3 separate regions of the Mus musculus genome follow, and all the other regions are linked to region 3. Evidence: chromatin contacts called from ENCODE Hi-C or POLR2A ChIA-PET data. All regions are on one chromosome and are shown on one strand. The core of a region is the stretch at or near the end of the contact, and the rest is flanking DNA. Distances in the headings are between cores, read along the strand shown. Region 1 holds the start of Hnrnph3 (heterogeneous nuclear ribonucleoprotein H3). Region 2 holds the start of Dna2 (DNA replication helicase/nuclease 2). Region 3 holds the start of Rufy2 (RUN and FYVE domain-containing 2).

The links. Hi-C counts contacts between places; a loop is a spot of excess contacts on that map. ChIA-PET counts read pairs that join two places held with the same protein, here RNA polymerase II (POLR2A).
Region 1: a map of left cerebral cortex shows a loop between it and region 3 (9-fold over the local background). The contact joins the promoter of Hnrnph3 here to the promoter of Rufy2 in region 3. A Hi-C loop is called at or near these places in 9 of 37 maps with a recorded cell type or tissue (T-helper 17 cell, gastrocnemius, heart and 2 more). POLR2A ChIA-PET finds 5 or more read pairs at or near these places in 3 of 5 experiments (Patski and embryonic stem cell).
Region 2: a map of heart shows a loop between it and region 3 (6-fold over the local background). The contact joins the promoter of Dna2 here to the promoter of Rufy2 in region 3. A Hi-C loop is called at or near these places in 1 of 37 maps with a recorded cell type or tissue (heart). POLR2A ChIA-PET finds 5 or more read pairs at or near these places in 3 of 5 experiments (Patski and embryonic stem cell).

What each region holds. Positions count from the first base shown.
Region 1 is chr10:63,022,170-63,025,286 of GRCm38, forward strand. Hnrnph3 (heterogeneous nuclear ribonucleoprotein H3) reads right to left here and starts at 1,680. Exons shown (of 10, transcript NM_001079824.1): 1 at 1,551-1,680. It overlaps Pbld2 (phenazine biosynthesis-like protein domain containing 2), which reads left to right and starts at 2,343. Exons shown (of 10, transcript NM_026085.2): 1 at 2,343-2,567.
Region 2 is chr10:62,945,456-62,948,436 of GRCm38, forward strand. Dna2 (DNA replication helicase/nuclease 2) reads left to right here and starts at 1,574. Exons shown (of 21, transcript NM_177372.3): 1 at 1,574-1,714. The coding sequence starts at 1,638. Slc25a16 (solute carrier family 25 (mitochondrial carrier, Graves disease autoantigen), member 16) reads left to right here. Exons shown (of 9, transcript NM_175194.2): 9 at 1-1,039.
Region 3 is chr10:62,978,820-62,981,694 of GRCm38, forward strand. Rufy2 (RUN and FYVE domain-containing 2) reads left to right here and starts at 1,433. Exons shown (of 18, transcript NM_027425.4): 1 at 1,433-1,513. The coding sequence starts at 1,510.

The DNA.
Region 1 (3,117 bases), core at 430-2,929, 44 kb after region 3:
GCCTTTAATCCCAGCACTTGGGAGGCAGAAGCAGGTAAATTTCTGAGTTTGAGGCCAGCCTGGTGACATGAGTTCCAGGACAGCCAGGGTTATACAGTGAAACCCTGTCTAAGGAAAAACAAAACCAAAACACAACAAAAAAAAAAAGCCACAAAAAAACCAAAAACCCTCCTTTTTCTAGGTGGTAATCTGTTTCTTGGAGATTTTTTTTTTTCGTTTTGAGACGGATTCTTGCTCTATAGCCCTGGAACTCACAAAATACGATTGGGCGTTTTATCCAGCTTTTGTTTTAAATATTGGAATGTACGTTAACAGTTTTCCCATTACTCATGAGCAAGTTAACTTTCAGGCCCAAATGTGCTTTTTTTTTTTTTTCCTTTTTAACCCATTTTCAATGAAAATTAATGACAGTTCCAATTTAAGGACCCAAAACGCGTCAACTAGGTACGCGATTCGGCTTCCAATTTAAGGACCCAAAACGCGTCAACTAGGTACGCGATTCGGCTTCCACTTTAAGAGACCTATTTCGGCTTCAAAACACCACAGTTCGATACAAGTTTTAAACATGCTCAGCCATCAAATGAAACGAAATGCACTGGGCTTTCGGCCTTAATTACAAAACGACACAAAACACAACTCCTGGAGAGTTAACTACCCCAAACACAACTTAACTCTCCACCCTTGCCTAAACGCAGCACCTTCGCAGTTCACCTGGCCCGGACCTGTTTGAAACACACCCACTTTGCACTATTCCTATTAGAAAAGCCATGCACTTCTCTTCCAAAATGAAAAGTCTTGGTCGACACCTAAGAGGGGGACATGGGGTAGGTGGGTGGTAATTCTTTGGAGATGCGCAACGGACTCTCTCCGCAGTTCCAAATAGGGACTAAAAGGTCGGCTAAGCGTCCTTTGCCTCCTCCCGGAGATTTTCCGTTTGCCCAGCTCGCCCTAGAGACCCGGGAGATAGGGGACAGTCCGCCTCCGGCCCCCGGCCAAGGCCATCGCAACCGAGCGGCGGAATTACAAAGGAGGACCGCGGCCGCCTTTGTCCTGCATCTGGCATCGGAGCGCCCTCGTCGTCACTGGCTTCTCCTTCCCCCGCCCCCAGCTCCCCCTGTCTCAACCCTGGAGTCTGCGTCAGCAGCCCCTCGCAGCCCCGCCGGCCCCAGGTAGTCCCTTCGAGAGCACCGGAGGCCCCGGTGGGTGGCCGGGCCCGCCGAGCGCCATTTCCACCCGGAGCGCGTCCCGCTTTCCCGGCTCGCTGAGCTCCCCACCCTCATCCCTACCGGAGAGCTCGGATCTCCCGCCCGCACTCTCTCCTGCCGGACACTTTCCCGTAAGCCGGAGGCGACAAAGTAGCCCGAGCGGGGGAAAGGCGGGAAGGCGACCCGACCGCTACCGGCCCCCAAGATGGCGGCAGCCGAGCGGCGGGGGAGAGCGAGCGAGCGGCCACTCCGCGTTCCCTCACCCGCTCCCGGGCTCTTCGTCCTTCTCCCGACTCCGCTGTCGGCACCGCCGGCCCAACCTACCCCCCCTTCTACTTCAGATACCCTGTGGGGCGTAAGCAACGCCTACACCGACGCTCGCGCGGGTCTGGTCGCGGGCAGGGACGCCTGGCTCGCCCGCTGCTGAGCGCTCGCCACAACGGTTCGGCTCCCTCGCTCCCCTCAACCGTCTCCCGCCGCGCCAACCGCTCTAGGAGCTGCGCAGCCGAGCGACTGCCGAGGGGGGATGGGAGGGGGGCGAGAGAGAGGGAGGGGGCAGGGCCGACTGCCCAGGCCCACCCCCTCTCTGCCGCGCTGCTCTCGCGATACTTGAGTGACAGCGTGGTCTCCCAGGGGGCGGGGCGCAGCGCACCTGCGCACTCGGGACCTGCCCGGTTGCCACCGTGGTGGGCGTGGAGTCGCAGCGAGTGGGCTGTGGCGGACTCCGTTGGCTCCCGCCGACCGACCAACCCTCTGAACCCCGGAGCTCACGTTTGTCCCTCCCCACGGGCCTCTGAGGAGCCGTGGTCACGCGGTTTGCTAAGTTTCTTATCTGCTCCACTGGGAATAGATCCCACAAAGGCCCCCGCGCGGAAGGAGCCACGTGGTTTCTGTCACCCCGCCCCCCAACCCGGGGACGGCTTTGCTGGTCCACCATATTTGCATTATGCAATCAGAAAAAAAGATGAATGTTGCGCCTGCGAAGATACAAAGCGTCTAAACCCAGCAGGATTCCCGTCCTAGCCTGGGGCATCCCCTTTGTTCCCCTGCGTAGGCAGCCTTGGCGCCTTGATTGGTTTCCTACCTGCCAGGTTCGGTTTTTCTCTCCATTAAACCCGGGTGACGGGTCTGTGGTTCACGGCAATAGACTTTATCTAAGTAAGAGTTTGGTATTCCTAAAAATTGTGCTCGCAGGAGACACCTAAAAAAACCGCATGTGGAGGTTCTGTCGTGCTACCAAGATTGCTCCCGACCCGTTTATGGCTTTTTTAAAGTTGTAACACAAATTGCACATGGAAAGGCTGTGGGAAGGTGGAGGGCCACCCTGGTGTTGAGAGACTTGGGAGAGCAAAGCTAATTAAGGTGGGTACGGACAGCAGAGGGCGAAAAGAGGCCGGGCTGGACAGACTAAGGCTGTGAACGTGGATGGGGCTGGGTTGGAATCACCCTTCAGTGTGCATCCAAAGATTTCTTTGTGCTACAAACACTGGGAAGTCCATGTGGAGTGGAGTAGTGGCAGTGTGGAAGGTTGGATTTGATTTACTATGAATTTTTATTTATGTTTATACTAGAGCCAAGAGGCCAATGACTTTCTTGTATGGAAACTTGTATTTCACGGCTTTAATTCATCTTCAAACCTACTTGAAAGTCTTTAGTACTCTACTGATTTTATAGCCCAAAATATCCTTCAGAGAAGGGGGGGGGGGCGCAGTGTGCTTATACTTACAGACAGGAAAATCAAAGTATGTTCTAGAAGCCGTCATAGCTCAGGTTTATTAAGTACTTCCTGAAATGGCATGGTAAGCAGTTCCTTGTCTTTGTTCTTGGGTAGCCAAGGATGTCCTTGAACTCCTGACCCTCTGTGTCTCCATAGCCTTACAAAGTGGTATTTCACAGATGCAGTCCCTAGTCC
Region 2 (2,981 bases), core at 324-2,823, 33 kb before region 3:
GAATTCTCTCCAGTGGGTAAAAAGACACCTTTCCGTCTAGTGGTTTGAGAAGCACTTCCTTCCTTGCGCTCTTTCTTTCTAACTCTCTTTGGGGATTGAGTCCAGGACGTTGTACATGGCAGGCATGATGAGATCCCATCAGAAAGTCAGCTGTACACTGAGGTATATCCCCAGTTGTCCTTCCTTCTCAATAAAATTACTGTTGTATTTGAAAGGAGATTGTCAACAAATGAAGAAAGTCCCAGGTCTTGTTCAAATGCTATTACCATGAACTTTGATTATCATGCCACTGCGTTTCCCAGAGGCAGTTATGATAAAGATTAAATATCTTTGCCCTTAAAAGGAGAGTAGCATTGTAGATGCTTGTCTAAAATAACTTGGTATGTACTAGGAAATGTAAATGGACCATCAATTTAGATGAAGCAATGTTTCTGAGGTATTATGTCAAGATATAAGTTCTTCCATGTAATGTAATTTTAGTGTGTCATAGTCCGAAGCGTAAATATAAACCACATTTTGATTGTTACATTTTAAAAAGGTTGTTTAGAATATAAGAATTCTGATCATTGTGTTTAGAACACTTTTTGTTGTAAGCATGACCCATGGAGTAGAAGCATCAAGCCTTCTCTAGAGGTAGTTATTTGTAGAACTGATGTGATTTTTAAAACATTAAAATTAAGCTGCAAATGTTATTTCTGCATTTTTTCATGTATATAAATATTTCTTGTCACATCTTGGAAAAAATTGGATGAATTAGTTTCATTTTTATAATCTTTACTTTAAAAATAAAAATGTATCATGTGATTTGTAAATGTACCAGGAGTGGGGATAAGTCTGTTTATAAAACTCTTTTGTATATTTTAATTTCTGGACTACATTGTAGCTAATTATTCCATTCAATCTTAAGGTAATTTAAATCTATAAAATAAATATCGCAATTATATTATCAATAAAGAGAACTGAAGATATTTTCTAAAATAAGAAATTGCCTTCTATGTCTGTTATAGAATCCATATGATATTAAAAGTAATTTTTTATCCTTGTTTTGATGGCTTGGTTTTTTTTGTTTGTTTGTTTGTTTTTTTGAGACAGGGTTTCTCTGTGTAGCCCTGGCTGTCCTGGAACTCACTCTGTAGACCAAGGCTGGCCTCGAACTCAGAAATCCGCCTGCCTCTGCCTCTGAAGTGTTTGGATTAAAGGCGCGCGCCACCACGCCCGGCTTAGATTTACTTTTTAAAAAATTTATTTTGTTTGTGTGTGTGTTTGTGAGTACTATGCACTATGTGCATGAGGATGCCTTTCCAGGCCAGAGGGTGGGAGGCATCAGATCCCTGCAACAAGACAGGTTCGTAGTGGAAATTCAGCTGCATCTCCCGCTCTCCTGCTCTGAAAAGCCCGAGACGGGGGATTGCTATGAGACGCGTGCAGTTGCGCGGCAGCCCAGCAGGTTCATGCAGGCATCCGGTCCTGGAGTGGAGACGGCGGAAAAGCGCCTCCGGTCCGGCGCTGTGCTTCCCGGCGCGGAGAGCGCGGGAGCCGCTGGCGCGCGGGGCGCCTGCTGCGCATGCGCAGCGAGCTGGCGCTTCTCTAGCGCCGCGAGTTACGGCTGCCCGCTCTCCCGGCGGGCTTCGGCAGGAATGGAGCCGCTGGACGAGCTGGACCTGCTGCTGCTGGAAGAGGACGGCGGAGCGGAGGCCGTGCCGCGGGTGGAGCTGTGAGCCTGCGGGAGGGCGGCGGGCGCGAGCGGGACCTGCGCGGTTTTCCCGGGTGTTAGCTGGAGGGTGATCGTCGGCCAGTCTTAATTGGGACCTGAGCTTGCTGGTGTAGCCCGCTGCTTTTTCACACGTCAGCCCACCCCTGTCATTGATACTTTGGATTTGATTTTGTCTTATTTGCATGTGCGGAAGACCCGCTTGTGGCGGTCGGAGGAGCACCCGTGCTAGTTATTTTCTTTCACGTGGGACGTCGGGGTCAAACTCCGGGCTGAAGGCTTGCCAGGAATCGCCTTTAGTCAGACGACCCAGTGTTCGTTCGTTCTTTCTTTCTTTCTTTCTTTCTTTCTTTCTTTCTTTCTTTCTTTCTTTCTCTCTCTCTCTCTCTCTCTCTCTCTCTCTCTCTCTCTCTCTCTCTCTCTTTCTTTCTCTTTTTTGGTTTTTTGAGACAGGGTTTCTCTGTGTAGCCCTGGCTGTCCTTGAACTCACTTTGTAGACCAGGCTGGCCTCGAACTCAGAAATCCGCCGGCCTCTGCCTCCGGAGTGCTGGGATCAAAGGCGTGCGCCACCACGCCCGGCTTTTATTTATTTTTAAATTTACTTAAGTGTACATATGCAAGTGCCTGAGTTTAGAGGCATCTCCTGGCGCTCGTGCCATCCCTTCAATATATCTTTTAAGAGCTCCTGGAGGTGTTACACCCGGTATACAGTAGGTCCAAGCCCTCTAATGCCATAAAGATTAGTATGATTGGCAGCTCCTGGCAGCAATTGCAGTGAACCTTTCATGCTGCTTCCCGCGTCCCTCTTTTTTCCTTCAAGCAGTAGTTGGGCGGACCAGGTACAGCAAGCAGGTGCTGTGCCACTGAACATTGTCATGCCCAGCACAGCAGGTGCTATGCCACTGAACTTTGGCATGCCCAGTATATCAGTTATCTGGAAAATGGACAGGACTAGCTCTCTTTAGTTGTACTTCCTAATTGCTTTCGACTGTGGTAGAAGCCCTTTTTGGTATTTTCCAGTTTTTGAGGTAGCCCAGGCTAGCCTCGAGCTGAGATGTGTAGCCAGCCCAGGACGGCTTTGACCTTCTGATCTCTGATCCTCTTTTTTTCCACTTCCCAAGTGTTTGTTTTGTTGCTGTTGTTTTATACAGGGTCTCATTTTGTAGACCAGGCTAACCTTGTGTGGTTAGGAGGTAGGAGTGGGCCCTGGAGGCCCAAGAAAAAGCCACACAGGCTGATTAATGTCTAGTCCAGGTATTGGTGAGAGTTG
Region 3 (2,875 bases), core at 183-2,682:
CCACTTTTGGTGGTTTAAGTTTTTGAGATGGGTTTATTAGCTCCGGAATCAAGATCTGCTTGCTTTTGCCTGAAGGGTGGATCCCGGGGTTATAGGTATATGACAGGCAGCACACCCAGGTGCCTGTTGCAAGTTTTATCTATGGCAAGTTGAAAGGCAGGAGGAAGCATTCATGTGTGTGTGTGTGCCTGTGCATTTTTTAAAAGACAGCCCTGTATAACCCAGGCTGGCCTTGAAATCTCGAATGTCTGGGAGAATGATCTTGAACTGTGTTGTACAGGACTGAGTCAAAACTACCACTGTTTTCAGCAAACTGGCCTACATCTGCTTGCAAAAGATCACAGCTGGGCAAGTTGACTTGAATTCCCTCATAGGAGGGCAGGGAGGGAGGGTCATGGGACCTTCACAGGAACAACCAGTCTTTCTCTTGCAAGCTGTTGTATGCAATTCTACCCTAACTGCAAATGGCCTTAGGGAGGAACTAACATATAGGAAGGGAGGGGCTAGTGGAGGGGTGACTATCTGCAGCCAGGAAGGAGTCATCATTCCTAGAGGGATTTCGAAGTCCTCCCCAGTATCCCCCATAACTCACTGCTTCTTCAGCGGGAACGGTGTTAATCATTTTTGGTGTGTCCTCAGAATTTTGGAAGCATTTGGTAGACGTTGTTTACACCTCACTAAGGAAAGGATTTTTTTTTTTTTTTTAAGCAACAAACACTCTAGGTCTTTCCTCCAACTCCTAAGAGTTGGTATTTTCTAGGTCCACCATACCCGCTTACAAAGTATCACATTTTGTTACATGGAACTGGGGTCTTGTGTCTTTCCTCCAACTCCTAAGAGTTGGTATTTTCTAGGTCCACCATACCCACTTACAAAGTATCACATTTTGTTACATGCAACAGGGGTTTTGTAGCTATCCTTAGACGACCTGGCACTTGTTAGGTAGCTCAGAGTAACCTCAAGGTCCTAGCAGTCCTCCTGCGTCCACTCCTGTTGAGTGCTGGGGTTAGCAGCTGGATTTAGTGTCTTCCTTTGAGACTAGGCGAGCTTCAAATCCATTATGTAAGTGAGCCTGGTCTTCAACTACGGATCCATCTAACTCCCATCTCTCAAATGCTGGCATTACAAGCCGCCGGCTCTGCTAATTGTGTGAGGTTTTCTAAAATCTGTCGGCTAGCTCCGAGTCGGCCGGTGTGTTCCTTAAACCCATCCAGCCTGCAAGGATGAAACCTTGACAGGTAGCTTGAGGCCCGCATCTACATCCTCCCTTGGCGCTGTGCCCCAGGTCCCCGTCACGCCTCTTTCTCTGACGCTGTCAGGGTTGGTCAAATGGGGGTTGGGGTGGGGGTGGGGGTGATCGGCGGGGACCAGCTTCACGCGGCCGTGGCGTCCTCCCGCCGCCAGGGGCGCTGTGGCAGCGCCGAGCCGGGCCAGACGCGGTGGCCGCCGCGCGCCTGCGGGGAGCTGCTGACCCGCTCCGCGAGCCCGTGTCCCGCACGCACCGCCGCCATGGGTAAGGGCAGCAGCCGGGGTCACCATCCTTCGCTTGGGTCACGCAGTCACCCGGGAACCGGGGGCTCCCGGGGTCTCCATGGCAACGTCCGCCCGCCCGCATCCCTGCGCCCCGCCCGCCCTGGGGCCTGGCGGCTGGGGTCGGCGGACGGGCGGGGACCAGGGCGTCCAGGGACAGGGATGGCTTCCCAGTCACGCGGATGCAGGGCGGAAGGCTGGGGAGGGGAGCGGTGTAGTGCCAGGAGCGCGCTCCGCGGGGCCCCCTTGCAGGCTGGGGGCGCAGAGGGAGCGGGGCCGCCTCTAGGGACTGCCGAGGAGCCCCACCTGCGGTCGCTGCTGCACAGCCGCTGTCCTAGGCTCCTCCGGTGCAGGTTACAGGTTGTGATGAACACTCTTAAAAAGAGAATTCTGCCGATTATTAAACGTCAGGTGGTTTCACTTCGGGAGCGGGGGTGGACGGAGGGAATCACACCTCGACGGAGAGTGGAGGAAAAGATGTGGCCATATCCTTCATCACCCAGCCGGGCTGTTTCAGATTGCGGAGGAAGTCAGCCTAAGAGAGCTGGGATGCAAACCATAGCCAAGTGCCAGAGCAAGGGGACTCTTGTTTTGTTATTCGAAACGGGTTCTCACTGCATAGTCCTGGCTGTCCAGGAGCTAGCTATGTAGACCAGGCTGGACTCGAACTCAGAGATTCCCTCCTGCCTCTGCCTCCCAAATTCTGGAATTAAAGTGTGTCGCACCACGCCCAGCTGTTTTGTTTTGTTTTGAGTGGGCCACTAAATTGTGAACGCACTGACCACCTGGGTTTGTCATTTACTTGAAGGTTGTTTTTGAGACAGGTCTCTCTATATAGCATTGGCTGCCTCAGAACACTCTGTTTAGACCAGGCTGGACCCAAGAATCACAGACGCTGGGACTACAGAAACAGCTACATGGCAGAGTTCTCTGGAGATTAATAAATGTTAGGTTTGGTTTTCACATCTCTTTTGCTATCTTCGCAGAAAAATATTTGTGCCACTCGGCAGTGTTTAGAGTGTTGGGGGAACAGCTGGTTTAAAAAAAATTATTTTTATTTTTAATGAGTGTGTACCTGAGTGTAGGGGCCTCCAGAGGCGTCGGGTCTCCCTGGAGTTGGAGTTAAGCGCTTACCACAGGTATGGGGAATTAACCTCTTTCCAGCCCGTACTAGAATTTTTTTCTTTCCTTTTTTTTTTTTTTTTTCTTTTCTTTTGACCTGGGAGTTGTGTTTTTTTCGAGACAGGGTCTTACTGTGTAACCCTGGCCGGCCTGGAACCAATCTCCTAGTTGCTTAGGTCAAAGGCACAGAAGACTACCTTGGGTTTGTCAAAATATTTTGATT